2 separate regions of the Homo sapiens genome follow, and region 2 is linked to region 1. Evidence: chromatin loops called from intact Hi-C (ENCODE). Cell type or tissue: ascending aorta. All regions are shown on one strand. Links, peaks and the distances in the headings refer to the core of each region. The heading gives the core; the rest is flanking DNA.

What was found. A loop is a pair of places that touch in the nucleus more often than their neighbours do. Peaks named below come from ENCODE experiments on the same cell type or tissue, not always from the same donor. Only the 100,000 strongest peaks of a DNase experiment are listed, where the experiment ranks them.
Region 2: it touches region 1 in a loop (2.5-fold over the local background); 2 of 110 quality-filtered maps call a loop at or near these places.

What each region holds. Positions count from the first base shown.
Region 1 is chr10:4,648,746-4,656,791 of GRCh38, reverse strand. It overlaps MANCR (mitotically associated long non coding RNA), which reads left to right. Exons shown (of 4, transcript NR_024475.1): 4 at 5,589-6,607. LINC00705 (long intergenic non-protein coding RNA 705) reads right to left here and starts at 636. Exons shown (of 3, transcript NR_015425.1): 1 at 472-636. In ascending aorta, for the core only: no CTCF peak of the experiment used is centred there; no DNase peak of the experiment used is centred there.
Region 2 is chr10:4,494,638-4,502,683 of GRCh38, reverse strand. No RefSeq gene overlaps it. Among named protein-coding and RNA genes, the nearest start is that of LINC00703, 110 kb to the right of the region's middle. In ascending aorta, for the core only: no CTCF peak of the experiment used is centred there; a DNase peak (open chromatin) is centred at 3,520; H3K27ac peaks cover 2,500 bases.

The sequences.
Region 1 (8,046 bases), core at 2,797-5,296:
GAAGATAGACAGTAGGGGGCGGAAGGGCCCACGCTTCTTTGATATTGGTGGCTTTGGTTTTTCAGTGACGGGGGACACTTTGACTTCAGGTATGTTCTGCATTTAGAATTTTCAAATGAACGTTTCTTGTCTGTTCCCTTCTTTTTTCTGCCTCCAAACATAATGTCTATCATTGTAAAAGTAATAAAAAATCACTGAACAAAATTTGGAAAATACCAAATGAATAACAATAGAAATAAAGTAAAAAAAGAACCACTCAAATTCCCATCATCAAGAAATAAACATTCTGATAATATTTAATTTTATTTTCCTATATATATTGTGTGTGTGTATATATGTATGTGTATATATATACATATATTCAAAATGTATTATAACACAAAATGTATAAAATATATAATAGTATAAACAAAATTATATTATATATGTCATTTTCATGTCATATGTCAGATATAGCATATTAATACATACCCAGTTTTCTAAAATGCTGATCTCTTTGAAATATTCAATTATCAATTGTGTTTCTTTCCTCACTGAAGTTCCTTTTTACGACTTTTGGTAGTGAAGAGATAAAGTTCATTACAAAACATGCCAGGCTTAAGCAATTTTCCAAAGGGATTAACGAATTGCAGTGGCCGCAGGCTATGTAAAAATTTTTAAAAGGTGGTGTCTCTCATATTCTTCAGCATAACTTGGGTCACAGAAACCCAGGCATAAAAATTCATTGTGAACTCATATTCTACCATGGCCTGACACTGGTAAGTTATTTTGTTGCAAAAGCCTTAAGCAATTTGAGATGTCGAAGCACGTTTTCAAGAGTTAGCACATCTCCATTGTCTATAAACTGCATGCATATTTTATGCCTAAAAAATATTTCATCTTCTGATTTTCTAGCTTTCTTCTGCAGGTTGTTTTTTTTTTTTTAGAATATTTTTCAATCATTTTAATTCTCTATTGTAAAACTTGGAAATCTCTACTTATGGACTGCCAAGAACAGTCTGAAATTAAATCAATTTACTCTCACTCTTAGTGAATATTTTGGGAGTGCTAGGTATTGAATGTGTCCCCCAAAAGTTCATGTGTTAGAAATGTAATCCTTCTGCCCCTATGATGAGATGAATGGATGAATGAGGGCTCTGTTCTCATGACGGGATGAATGTTGCTGTCCCAGGAGTGGGTTTATTATCACAGCAGCGTTATTCTTGTGCCTGTGAGCTCTCCCTGGCTCCCTTGCTCCCACTCTGAGCATGTGATGCCCTCTGCCATGAGGTGAGGCAGCAAGAAGGCCCTCACAGATGCCGGCACTGTGGACTTCCAGCCTCTAGAACTATGAGCTAAATAAACTTTTTAATATAAATTACCTAGTTTGTCATCTTTTGTTACCAATAAGAAAAGGCAATAAGACCGGGAGGTTCTATTATGATGTCATTCATGGGAAAATGGTAGACAGGACAGAATCTTTGCTGGCTCCCTAGATACTGCCTTGGAATGTTACTCTTGGAAAACAGTGGCTACAGAGTGATGCCTTTCTCCATAACTTTAATTTACCTTAAGAAAAGCTTTGAGTGCTACTGAGTCGGGAATGAAAAACCTAGAGAATGTTCTGTCCTGTGGGAGCAAGGAGTATAGTTAGTCCCTGTATTACTACCCAAAGGGGCATGAGGCTTCACCCTCCTTGGGCTCCCTAGGGACTTATAATGCCTTCCTGTAATTATCGGGCCAGTTAATTTAATACTAATCCACTTAATTCAGTTAACATCAGATTTGTCCTAGGGATCTTGTTACATCCTTTTGTATACTAAAAGAGAAAAAGAAAAAAAAAAAGATTTGCTTCTCTTTCAATATTCCTGGGAAGTTGGATATCCACATGGAAAAGGCAGATCTCTAGTTCACAACAGATAAAAAATAAATTTTACTCAATGTGAAATTAAATGTAAAAAATAAAACTTCAACATTGTAGAAGAAAATATAGAAAAAGCTCTTTAGGTCTGTGAAGGAGAAAAGAATTATCGAAATCAGGCCATAAAGAAAAAGTACAAGTCATAAAGGCAATAAATATACAAATAGAGTTTAACCTCTGAAACACTTGACCGAATGTTCTGAGGTAAAAACAACAAACCAGCCATTGAAGGGAAGAACAGATTGACAGTGCATATAACACAGAAAGAAGTAGTAATCAAACTATTTAAAATTGCCTAATAAATCAAAAAGAAAAGACCAAAAAAGGAAAAAAAAAAACATTGAAGGATAAGAATAAGCAATTGACAGAAGAAGAATTTGTAATGGTCAATAAAGAGATGTAGTAATTTTTAAATTATAATAAACAATGGAAATAAACAGAATGCCCATTAGCAGGATAGGTGAATATACATATTTTTGTACGGTCATAAACTGGAGCGTATTATTCCCTAGATTTTTGTATTTCTGAAATTGTTTATTAAAATAGTCTTAGTCTCTCTAACAATTTAAACAAAGCCACTAAAAGGACCTGGTGCTATATTGTAAATTAAAATTTACATGCCAATGGAAAGAATTGAATTAAGCATAGTTCAGTTTGCATTTTTTTGAAGCAATGTATTTTTAAAGACAAAATAACTGAACTAAGATAACAATTTATATAAAAGAAAATGGCTGTTTCTGCTAAATAGCCTGTTGCATTTGAAATCTTTGCTATCTCTGTGGAGACCAGGAGCAATCTAAATGGAAATAAAGTAACTTTATAATTGTAAATGTGTATTTGAGTGAAAGCTAACTTTAGGGAATAGTAGAGAGTAAACTGGGTATTCACAGGTAAAGAGAGATAATTTCTAGAACAAAAAATGTCAGCCAGAAGAAATGGGCCAAATATTAGTGTCCTCGTTTGGATTTTAATGAAGTTGTCAAATTTATGGGCTATGATAACTTATAATGGGCAAAAGAATGTTAAGTAGTCTAGATGGGAGAGGGCAGAAATTACAACAACAAAAAAATTCAGACACCAAATGATGACACAATCTTCCAAATTATAAATCTGATCTCATTTTTATTCAGTGACATTTGATATCTCTCAACTTTCCACACTTTAATATATTCAGTAGTAAATTTGATAGGATTGAAAAAAATGACACTATAATTCCAAAGTCTTTTGCATAGATCATTTCTGAGAATCTGTGCCTAACCTAACCTCATTTCCAGAAACTTCTCAAGCTGCCCCATGTCTCAGGTGAGTAGAATGGAAAAAAAGACGCGATTAACTGCTCTAATATTTTATTTAAATTTAATATAAGCATTTGCCATTAGTTTACAAGTAAATGCTTTAATACGTCAAGATTCGTAGAGAAGATTCTGAATCTTGAATTTTGTCGATGACTCAGTGTTATGGAAAATCTAGAACAGCAGGGTCCCACCTCATGGTGACAAGAGATGGAATGTCCTAATCGTTTAATTATTGGTTGTAAAACCTATCCCTTGCAAAAACAGGGAGGCTTTTACGACGGCATTGTGTCTGCCTGCTAGCGCCCCAGGCAGCTTCGCAGAGCTTCCCAGTGCTGATGAGATGGTGGAGACTGCTTTTGTGATGATTTTCCAGAGTTTGTTTATTCATTTGTTCAAATAACATTGACTATGTGGAAATGATTATTTGGTGCCATTAAGAGATTGATTGTGTCTCATTCTTAAAAGTTATAGACTTTATAAACAAATGTTATCATTATATTAAATACTAATTTAAAATACAATAACAATTACATTATAATAAATACTATAAAAAAATAGAAAAATTATACATCTTGTCAGTCCAATCAACTGTAAAATAATATTACATGAGATACTGCCATAATACTTTTCAAGTTTCAAAATTGAAATCGATTAAACCTGTTTGAAAACCTATATACATGCGTTAAGCAAGATGCTACAGCTTATTTCTCTACTAGCTGGCTGTGACTTTCCCTTTCGTTTTCCCTATTTACTCTATTAGTGAGGAGCCCCTTATCTCGTATTTTAGGTCCACATTTGTACATAGTTCACAACAGGAATTAGTAAATAAAAGCTGCTGACAGCAGTACTTTAATTTCCCCCTGAAGCTCATTCATCTGGGAGGTAGCCAGCCTCTGTTACACCACAAAGACCTGGCTTCAAGCTTCCCGCCTTATTTTATGAGAACATCAGCCTCTCAAGTCCAGCTGATTATTTTGTTTCTTAAGCTACATCAGTATAGAAACAGAAGGAAAAGTGGAGGAAGTTAGGAGAATAGACCCTGAGTGTAGCAAGTAGTAAAGGTTGACAATCTGCTGGAGGAAAGTCAGCATGCAAAAGTCCAGAGATAGCTAAAACACACAGTACGAGGGGGAGTGGACATGAAGGGCAACCCAGACAGTCCGGATGCTTAGCTGAGTGAGCATCAGTCACCCCAAAGCCTGACTCATCTCAAACACCTTGATTTTCTCTACTGTATACCCCACACCTCACCATGAATGGAGAGTTGCTGTGGTTGATTTCACTCCTGAGTTACCATTTCTACAGATTTCACCAACAAGAACATGAGTGATTGTTTCAGTATTGACCTAAACTTTGACTCTTGGGGTTGAGACAGTTTTCTCAATGAACTGAGTTTGAACCCTGGTGGCAAGGTGGGTGCCAGGTGGTGTTGATGGTAGGACAACCCAGAGCTGTGATGACTCCCCAAGAGCACGGCCTATGAAACCTCATGGACTTGGCATGTTGTTGATGGAACATCCAAAGCATTGCATGAGATTCTCAACCATAAGGGATGGTCAAAATTAGTGTCACATAAGAAGGTACAATCAATTTTCACAGTCACTTCACTTTTAAGGAGGTAGAGTCAGATGTCCTGGAAAATAAGAGAAAACTAAGAGAAAATGAAAATGAAAGCCAAAATGGATCTCTTTGTGAAATATGTTCAGAGCATTAGAGAGTAGAGTAAAATGGTAATTCACAGAACTCCTCACCCATGAAATGAATATCTTGTGAGCAGGTTAGTCTTTTTCCATCTATTGAGTCAGAATCTGGGTGAGTCACACACTTCAGGTGACAGATGCCAAAACACCCTCAAAATTAACCAAAGGGTGCTGCTTAGCCTTGCAAAGCAAATACAAATATTCAAACAAACATCTCTCCAAAAGGCACCTCTCCACTTTCCGCTAACTAACCGTCTGTGCTATGTCTTTACCTAGAGCCCCGTGCTTGGGATGGGAACAGACGTGTTCCTGCGCAGCCCTATTATTTTCTTGTCAGAAGCCTGATTAGAGTGATGGAGAGGTTTATAATGTGTCCTGTTTTCCCCTGTAAAAAACACATTTCTCCTAAAGCCATTTAATATTTCATTGCCAGAATATCCAGTGATATAAAAATTCTGAAACCCTTTATTTTCTGTTGTATAGGTAAGAAAAAGAAAACATCAATTTACAGTTTACATGTAAATCCCACAGATAGCACTTAAAATCAAGTAGTAGATAACATAACCTGGCAGCCATCATAATGCTCAGCATTTTATAATTCAAAAAACATAACAATCAGGTTAAACAAATAGTATTTTTTATTAAATGTCACTCAATCCCAGGGCTGAGAATTCATTTGTGTTTTCCTCCTAGACTCAATCACCACAATTGCAATCAAAAGACGGCTTTAGTTGGAACCTGGAACGTGCTAATCCTGTCAGGCAGCCTGTGATTCTGGAAGTGAAGGAACAAAAAAAAAAAAAAAAAGGGAAAATTTCACATAAAATTTCCATATGAGGAAGAAGATGGAAACTTTTGTGTTGTGCGTTCAGTAAAACGGGCACTTTCTTAAGCAGGTGGCAAAGAAAGCCTGAGAATCCGGCCTGACTTTTTCATTTCAGAACCCTGCATTTCCCACACAGAGGAGATAGAGCACAGCCATTGCATGGTAGATCCAGCTTGCTCTCACAGCCATTGTGCAAATAAACATACATGTGGCAAGGCAGTGCAGTTTTCAGTTGTTAAAAGTTCTGTCATGCCACGAGATGGAGCAAAGGATAAACGCTGATGTAAACAGGCAACAGGACTCTGACTCCACACCCCTGTCTGCACGGAGGATGCTCAGTCCTTACACAACAAAATGTGAGATGCTTCCAGTCACCTCCTGGCCCTGACCCCTGAGCTCCGTGCTCACCCCACTGGAGGTCCTGGCAGTTCTCCGAGCAGGCTGTACCTGTCTGGGGTGATCCTCTCCACTTAATGTTAGACATTAAGTTCCCTGTGAAATCTGTTTTGACTCACTGAGGTTATGAATATTTTATCACAACTATCATCATATACTACCAAATCTCCAATTTTCTTATCTCCATTACTAGACTGTGAGCTCCCTGGAGGCTGGACCTGGGTTTGGCACCGAGTGGCACTCATACATACTTCTTGAATAAGAGAATGTATGTACACAGTGGCATGAAATTGATTTGAATTTGTTGGTTTTCTTAAGTGCTAAAGTTGTAGACAGTTCAGTAAAAACTATAAAGCGGTTACCCTGTAAACCATGAGTACTATTAATTGGAACCTCCTTTCTTACATATCCACTTGTGTTTCTGTTAATGTTTCCAAAATAAATAAAGAGCAGGCTAGAGGGAAACCTCCAGTCCTTAGAAACCACGGCACAAGAATACATCTGTATTTGCACTCTGAGCAAGAGACTTCCTGTTGTTGTGTATGTTTCATTAAGAGATCTGGGAAAAATTAGCCTTGTACCAGGATCTGAACTATAGTTTGAAAGTGTTTAGTGGGTACCAATGTTAATGGCATCATTTTTGAATGATATACAGGATATTTTTAAACACTTTCCTTCTGTTCCATTTTTACACTTTCATTATGTTTGCCAGCATTGGGCAGTTGGTTGCATTTACTGAAGTTTGAATAAAAAAATCTAAGATGAGTTACCAAAACACCTGCTAAACTCATCTTGCAAGATTGGTCAATAATAATTTTTATATTAGAGTCTCCCCTCTCTATAGACCTTCAATAATTATTTTTAACATCTGTTTTTCACTTCCAGTGTTATTTTAATTTTACTTCTATATAGGTTTCTATGGATGTCAGATGTTCCAAAATGATTTTTAGTTGTCATAAGCAAAATTGTTGTCATTTTGATAAAATTCCAACAGTGGATTCCAATTTGTTCATTCAAAAATAACATAAATTGCTGGCAAAAGTCAGTAGAAGATATTATATTTATATTTACATGGATTAAGCTGCCAGGAGTGCTATCAGAAAATTTAAATTAACATGGAATGGGATGAAATTTCCCCAAGTCAAAGATACCAACAGAGAGGCAAAGAGAGGTGGTCAGTGGTTAAAGACAGATGAGCAATTAAGGTACTTTCTTCTTAATAAAGATTGAGTTTGTACTTTGTCTTCTTGAAGTCTGGCAGAACATTTCACAGTAGTGGTTGGTGTTTGTAGTTTTGGATTTCCATATTTGAAAACTATACAGTACCTCCATCAGATTTGTTGTAATGGATCCAAATTTGGAAAGTTCTTTACATATTTAAAATGATACATGAGTGGTTCCAGATTCTCCATGGGCCTGATTTCTGGCTGACCAAGGGAATCTCTATTTGTGTCCTTCTCAGGGCTTAGATGCCTGCTGTGCTCACTCCTGCCGAGAGGCACGGCCACCATCTGCAGCTCCTGGCTGCACTTTCTAAACAGCTGCCTGGGTCAGTTCTTTTGACTAAGATATAGCCGAGTTGTACAGTTTACAAATGAATGGAAAATCATCACCCTACCAAGTCTTAAATGGTTATGACTCCATCACTCAAGAAACTTCAGGAATCAACATTTGGTGATCTGAAATACACTGAAGCGTCCACGTAGTGATGTTTGTGTGTTAGATTCTGCTCCATTTTCCAATGTCTTCCCCCATTTTCAGTCAACTCTTCATCTCTGCAGTGGTGGCTTTAAAACATGTCTACAAATGCCTTGACCGTCTTTCCAGTGGGAGGCAGAGTCTAACTCCCTGTCCCCCGAATGTGGGCTGGCCTTTGGGAAGAAAAGAATAAGGTTGAAGTGATGCTGCCCAACTTCTAAACCCAGTTCC
Region 2 (8,046 bases), core at 2,503-5,002, 150 kb after region 1:
TGTCTCAATATAACAACAAAAAATCAGATTTGATTTTTAAAATCCACCAATATTTGACATAATAGAAGCAAACAAATAACACTGAAAGCTAAAGAACAAAAAATATTATATATTGGTAAAAAAATAGAGCTAAAGACATAAACACTTTAAACATCAATACATATACCAATATTTACAAGACCTGAGAGACTTATAGAAAAAGGCAGAAAAACAACAAATCTAATTTATGATACTCCTCCTTTAAAAGCTTATAGATTAAGAAGATAAAAATAAATAAGCAAAAATGTAGAATATATACATAACATAATTTATAAGCTTAAACTATTGTGTCTGTATAAATAGGCATATATGTAAAATTCTACAGGTCACAAATAAAAAAATGTTTCTGGACATTTATAAAAATTAGTCATGTAATAACCACAAAGCAACTTTCCAAAAAACTCCAGTAAGTCAGTAACATCACTCAGTTTTAAATAAAACAGTAGCTTAAACATTTTTAAATGACTCAAAAAATAATGTTATTAAATTACCATTGGAATCAAAGGAAATCAAAAGAAAAATTATAGCATATTTAATATGGACTAATAATTAAACACTATGTGTCCAAATATAAGTGAAAGTAGAAGTAAAGTTAAGCTGATACCTCTAAATGTATTTTATCGGGACTCAAAAACTCATCTTTTCAGAAAAAGAGCAGATATATCAATAAATGAAGCAAATAGTGGAATAAGAGAAATAACATCAAAAACAAAATTGAAAACAATGAAAATAAAATAATACAACAATATATTTAACACAGCAATTACATAGATAAACATTTTAATATATGTAGATAAAAATTGTTTAGGAAGACATTGAAGCTTGCTTAAACTAATAAAAGTATAAATGCATTGATATGCTAATCAAAACATTACTTTTCCCCAAAGCCTCAGAATCCCACGTTACTTTGAAACAATCCTAAAATTAGAGAAGAACTAAAAGGATAGAAAAAAAATCTGTTTTCTACCCTGAACCATCTGAGATAAAGTTGTCAGCTGGGAGCCCATCACCACCAAATACTTTAGTATCTTTTTCCTACAAGCAAGGGCATCCTCCTGCATAACCTCAATACTCATAATCCTCAAAGCCAGGAAGTCAGCACTGACGCATTACTGTATCTGACCCTCAGGTCCAATTTCTCCAATTGTTTCAATGTTTATCATAGTAAAGGAGCCAGCTCAGGATCACAGGTTGCTTTTAGTTAATCATTTCTCTTTAGGCTTCTTTGGTCTGGACAAGTTCCTCATACTTTCCTTGATTTTCTTGATTTTGATAATTTGAAGTTGACTGCGGCATGACAGTTCTCTGGGATTTCTTTGGCTACTGCATATCTTGCAAGGAAAGACACTGACTACTTTTGTTCCAGATTATCATTTTAAAGATGATTGTTTAGCAAATAGTTTTGGAAGATAAATAGGGTTTCTTGCTCTGGACGTACTTACTGCCCATTGTACTCCAATTCCTTTTGCATCAACCTAATAAAAGATTCAGGTTCCCTGAGTTCATGGTTCCTCTATGGTAATGCAACCTGCTGCATGTGCAGGTGTTACTGGTCCTCTTTGTGCTGCCTTATGGGAAATGATCTTAGGAAACCAACGCAAAAGCTGGTTCTCTTGCTCCTGTGACTGCTGTGTGTGATGAAGTCTTTGTCTCTGACCTAGGAGTCTTACGTCTTCTGCCGGCATCCATCACAATGTAGCAAGCTAACATTTTAGCTTGTAAGCAGAGTAAAATCTCAGACCCTCACAGTTCTTAGAACTCAGAGGCCAATTATTTAGTTTTGACAGGTATTTTCTCATGATAAGATTTAGGAAATCCCTTAATTTGGTTACATATCATAAAACTGTCATATTAGACATTATGCAAAACTTCTGACATATTCCTTTATGACTAGAAACTAGACAAAAATGTTCACAATCACTTCTGCTATGCTGGAAAGAAAGAATTACAATAGTTATTCTTTGCAGATGATATGGTCATCCACATAGAAAAGCCAAAGAATCAAACAATTATTAATGTTAGAATAAACACAATAGTTTATCAAGGTCACTTTACAACGACCGATTTACAAAAACTAATAATATTTATCTTCACTAACAGTAAAAAGTTAGAAAATAAAATAGTATATAAGATATTTGCATTCATGGTAAAAACTGTAACATTTTAAAGAATTGACTAAAGAAAGAAGTCAAAAGCCTCCCTAGGGAAAAACCCTTTATGTATTAAAGGAACTTACAGATTTGAATAGATGGAGAGACATTCAATGATTCATTAGTATTTTTAGTTTCTAAGTATTATTAAATGATGATTAGCCACATATTAGAAGGTCAATTCCATGTAGGCCTATCAAACTGTTAAGTGTTTTCTTTTTTAGGAAAAAATATAGTGTACATGAATATTTATTCTTTTTACTTATCTCTAGATTTTTTTTGTCTTTTCCTGTTTCAGTGTAGTGATCCAGGGTCACCACCATTGCCAACTCTCTTTCTAACAAATTAACAGCATCTAAAACACAACTGCCTGTGTGTCTGAGTTAGTACAGTGTGAAAAAAGTTTCTGTCAATATTAGTTTGTAAATCAGAGTTCTAATGGGATGTCCATCCACTTTACAATCAAGTTAACAAGAGAGTCAGAGAGATGAGGAAGAGGAAAACATGTTATGGTGACATCCTAGGGTGATGCCAGTGGTTATTTAGCTTGTAACTAAATATCACCTGTCCCACTATTTCACCCAGCTTCTCCTCATCAGAGGGTGCAGGAGTGGGCACCAGAGGCATACGTGTGTAGTTGACCATTCCACGTTGCCACTTCTCCCTGCTGGTGTCCTCCTGCTGCTGTCAACGGTGGAGGGAGAGCTAGCCTAATGAATTATGACGGGAACATCACTGTGGTTTAGAATTCCATATAGGAAACAATGTCATGATTTTGGGGGATAGAATTAAAAATTAATATTTTAAACATATTAAACCCATATATTTGATATTTAATATTTTTATTATTAATTTTAAAATACATAAAGCTTCTGACAAATTATTTTTATTTATTTTGATATTCATGGAGAGAAAAATATGTGGTAAAGTACTACTCTACACTGAAATACTTTATTTAAAGTTATTGAATGCTTTTAAGCAAGGTAGTTTAGAGAATTTTGAACTATCTATACAGTGGTTTTTTAAGATTCCTAGAGAAAAATTATGCTAAATAACAGGCTTTTTGAGCACTGATAATGATACTAAGTTACTTATTCAAACGTGTCTTTCTGCCAAGACCAAGTTCCTTGAGAGCAGATTCTTAAATGCAGCATCTTGGTTACCTTTGCTTACTTATTTTTTAATTTCCTTATGTTTATCTTTGTTTACTTACACCTAATCGGTGCTCAATAGACTTTGCTGAAACAAAATGACGCCTTGTGGTTGACCAGTGTCTCATTACCAGGCAGCTTGCCCTGGAGAAAAATAGAGCAGTTGGTTTAAATCAAGACGCTCTGAGAATTAGCTAAGTGATTTACCTCTGCCAAGTAGGAACTATAAATACTGTCAGACTAAAAGCACCCGTTGCCTACCTACTGTGTACTGAGCATCATTCAATTGGCACACCTACTCAATAATTGTGAACAGATGGAATTAGCGCATAGAAAAGAGCATGTGTTTTTCCCTCTCCATCCACACATACCAACCTAGAAAAATAGAATTCTCCATCATGGTATTTTTTTTTCTAACAAGGACATCGTCAAATGTATTAGTCAAACTTGGAGTCCCTCCAAAACTAAAGCTTACTTCTAAATTTAGAACTAATGAGCTCTCTGTGTGTACCAAAGTAGAAAGCACATATTTTCTCTGTTAGCATTGAGGCCTTTTATTCAACATAACTCTACTGCGAAAGAGAATATAAATGTTTCTTCTTTAGTGTTACTGGCTTGCAAAACTCAGTCACTGGGAAAAACATGAACACTAGGGAAGAATGATAGGTTTGTAGAGAACATTCATTTCAGAGAATGGTAGAATCCTCCATTTAACAGGTCTTTAAAGATCCTCCAGCCCAGCGCTTCTTAACAGCTAGAATTCCTTTTAAAATGACACCTTGGGTGATCTCCAGTGCTCTACCTACCTCCAGCGTCAAGGCAGCTCCATCCACATCTGAGTTGCTTCAGTGGAGGGTCCCCCTGGCACAAAACCAAACTCATTTTTGCTATTGCCTCCCTCAGTGACTTCTGAGTTTACTTTTTGGGACACACAGATTGAGGACTCTTTCCTATGACACTTTCCTCGTGCTTGATGACAAACAACTACCGCATGTTCCCCTCTCCAGGTTTCTCTTCTCCATGCCAAAAACTTGCATGTCTTAACCCTTCCTCAGTGCCTCAATTTCCAATTGCTTCATCCTTCTGGCCACATTCTTGCCATGTTCTCCATAATACAACTTATTAAAGATGGATATCATGACATTTAAAAGAAGTTAACTGTGGCAGAAATATAAAAAATGAATTCCTAGGGAAGGTACTCAGGTCCCAGCTACTTGTCACAGCAGAAATGAGTGATTTTTAAAATTACACTTGAGAGTAAGTCCAGGACGATTTTACTTACAGAATAAAAGGAAGTAATAATATTTGAGAACAGGGAGATGAAAGACCCAGGAACACCTTTGAGACCTACTTTGGGAGGTTAGTGGAAAATTATACTCTTAATTTTAAACCAGAATATAAAGAATAGGGTCAATTTACCTGTAGGAAGACAGACATACTTCATTGAATGTGTTCTGTTAAATTCTTATAAAATTCCCAGGTAGATGAGTCTATAGAATAGTTAACCTATCTATACCTTGGTTATATAGGAAAGCATCTCGTAGCCTGGTGTTCTCACCCAAGACAAGCCCCACAGCTGTGCTTAAGCAATTTAGGGTGCTGAAATGTAACTGAATTCTTCTTTTTCACAAATGTCTGCTCTTTTTTGCTGAATCGCAATCACAGACACCATCATCCAGTTAACCTTTCAAGTGATAAAATTGATACTTTTCCATGACTTCTCTTTTAAAAAAAATCTGTCAGTTGCCAGATTTCCTCAATCTCAAAAATGTCTATCAAATCGTACGCTTTGCCGCATTTGAACACCATTGCATTAGCTCCTCCAGCCACCAGTCTTTAGTGTCTTGTGTTGGTCCATGGTTTCCTACCTGTCCTCTTGATGAAGAGCTCTTCCCAGTGGGGATGGGGCCCAGCTTGGATAGTCCTGCAAGAGCACAGAGCTGAATGCTCAATAATTTTGTGAGCCGGTGAAACAAGTGCTAGCTTGAAACTGACCGTAAGAAGGGACAACACACTCTGGAGCCTACTTGAGGGTAGAGGGTGGGAGGAGGGAAAGGAGCAGAAAAAAAGTAACTAATGGGTCCTAGGCTTAGTACCTGATGAAATAATCTGTACATCAACTCCCTGTGACATGAGCTTACCTATATAACAAACCTACACATGTGTCCCTGAGCCTAAAATAAAAGTTAAAAAATGGCCAGGCGCCATGGCTCATGTCTGTAATCCCAGCACTTTGGGACGCCAAGGCAGGCAGATCACCTGAGGTCCAGAGTTCAAGACCAGCCTGACAAACGTGGAGAAACCCCAAGTCTACTAAAAAATACAAAATTAGCCGGGCGTGGTGGTGCAGGCCTGTAATCCCAGCTACTCGGGAGGCTGAGGCAGAAGAATCACTTGAACCCAGGAGGCAGAGGTTGCAGTGAGCTGAGATCCTGCCATTGCACTCCAGCCTGGGCAACAAGAATGAAACTTCATTTCGAAAAAAACAAAAAAAGCTAAAAAAAAAGCTAAAAAAAAGAAAATGTGGTACATATGCACAATGGAGTACCATTCAGCCATAAAAAAGAATGAGATTGAGTCATTTGCAACAACATGGGTAGAACTGGAGATCATTATGTTAAGTGACATAACTGCAGCAGAGAAGGATGAACATCACATGTTCTCACTTATTTGTGGGAGCTAAACATCCAAATAATTGAACTCATGGACATAGAGAGTAGAAGGATGGTTACTGGATTATTTGCAACTCAATGGATGAATGCTTGTAGGGGTGGATACTCCATGCTTCATGATGTGCTTATTTCACATTGCATGCCTGTATGAAAACATGTTATGTACTCTGTAAATATCCTACTATGTACCCACAAAAATTAAAAATTTAAAAAAAGAAAGACACTGACCATAGCTGGAGTATTCACAGTATGAAATCTACAAACACTACAAATTAGGACTTTTCTTTTTTCTTTTATTAGAATACAACTGATCTTGACCTTCCAGTCCAACTGCCCCCTCGGTGTCAGAATTATCTTCCTAAAAAAGCAAAGACAGTAATGCCAGTATCCACTATCAAAATGGGACATGGGAAATGCTATTTTTATCAATGTAAGGTCATGACTGAAATATTGGTGAGCAAAGCAGTTTTATATATATATATAATATATATATAATATGATATATATAATATATATATAATATGATATATATAATATATATATAATATGATATATAATATATATATAATATGATATATATAATATATATAATATGATATATAATATATACATTATATGATATATATAATATATACATTATATGATATATATAATATATACATTATATGATATATATAATATATATATTATATGATATATATAATATATATGTATTATATGATATATATAATATATATATTATATGATATATAATATATATATATTATATGATATATATTATATATATTATGTGATGATATAATATATATATATGAGAGAGAGAGAGAGAAAGACAGAGTTTTGCTCTTGTCACCCAGGTTGGAATGCAGTGGCATGATCTCAGCTCACTGCAACCTCTGCCTCCAGGGTTCAAGCTATTCTCCTGCCTCAGCCTCCTGAGTAGCTGGAATTACAGGCCGTGCCTGGCTAGTTTTTGTATTTTTATTAGAGATGGGGTTTTGTCATTTTGGCCAGGCTGGTCTTGAACTTATGACCTCAGGTGATCCACCCAGCTCGGCCTCCCAAAGTTCTGAGATTACAGGCATGAGTGACAGCACCTAGCCTGATTTAAATATATTTATAATCAGAGCACTGCACATGCACATAGAGAGACACATGCTCACACGTGTTCTTCATTGTAGAACTTCAAATGGTGGCAATTCTTGGTAAAGCAGACAGTGGGTTCAGCTTCAGGGATGGTGGAAGTCCTTCTGCTCAGGCATCCCATTCAATAGCCTCTTTACCCCTAACCCGGAATCTTTATTAAATGTTTCCATGTGCCCTGTGTCTTATTTATCCATTGATGTCTCATAAGTTTGACATATAGAGAAGATGGTGATTCCTAGTCTCAAGGTAGAATTCTTTCATCCATGTGTTCTCCAAAGACAATTTGTTTTTCCAAAGTGAAAATCTGTGTTATATTCTGTTTCAGAGGAGGTGAAAAGATCTCTGGTAAATTGGTTTGCTGAAAATCAGTAGAAATCGATTTTTCAAAATTGCAAGGCCAATTCTGGTGTTTCTGAGATGAAGACAAAGAGTTCCCGGACACTCTGTGCCTCTGTCCAGTTTTCTTCACATGACTACATACCCCAGTAATTAAATCTCCAGAAGTTCTTCGTGCAGCCAGGCAATTTCTGTTTGAACTCTTGGCTAGTTTTAACTATTGCCCCGTCATTAACTTTACTTATAAATGCATAATTTATTAAAAATTGATATTATAATTTGGTCTAGTCTGCTCAAAATATCTTTCTGCTATCCTCCCCCAGGCCAACTAGTTAATTTTTGTTTGTTCTCTATTTAAAATAAATTTCTGGATTGCTCTTATAGCTCGTAATTACATCAGCACCATTGCATTTGGTCTGTCATCATTCACATATTTCACTGCTTTCAGAACCCTGCTGGTTTCCTCTTGTCCAATGAAATATATGCTTCAACATCTTGTTAAAATGAAAATGATTGTGTGAGAAGCTGGATGAGGGAGAGGTGTCTGCATTA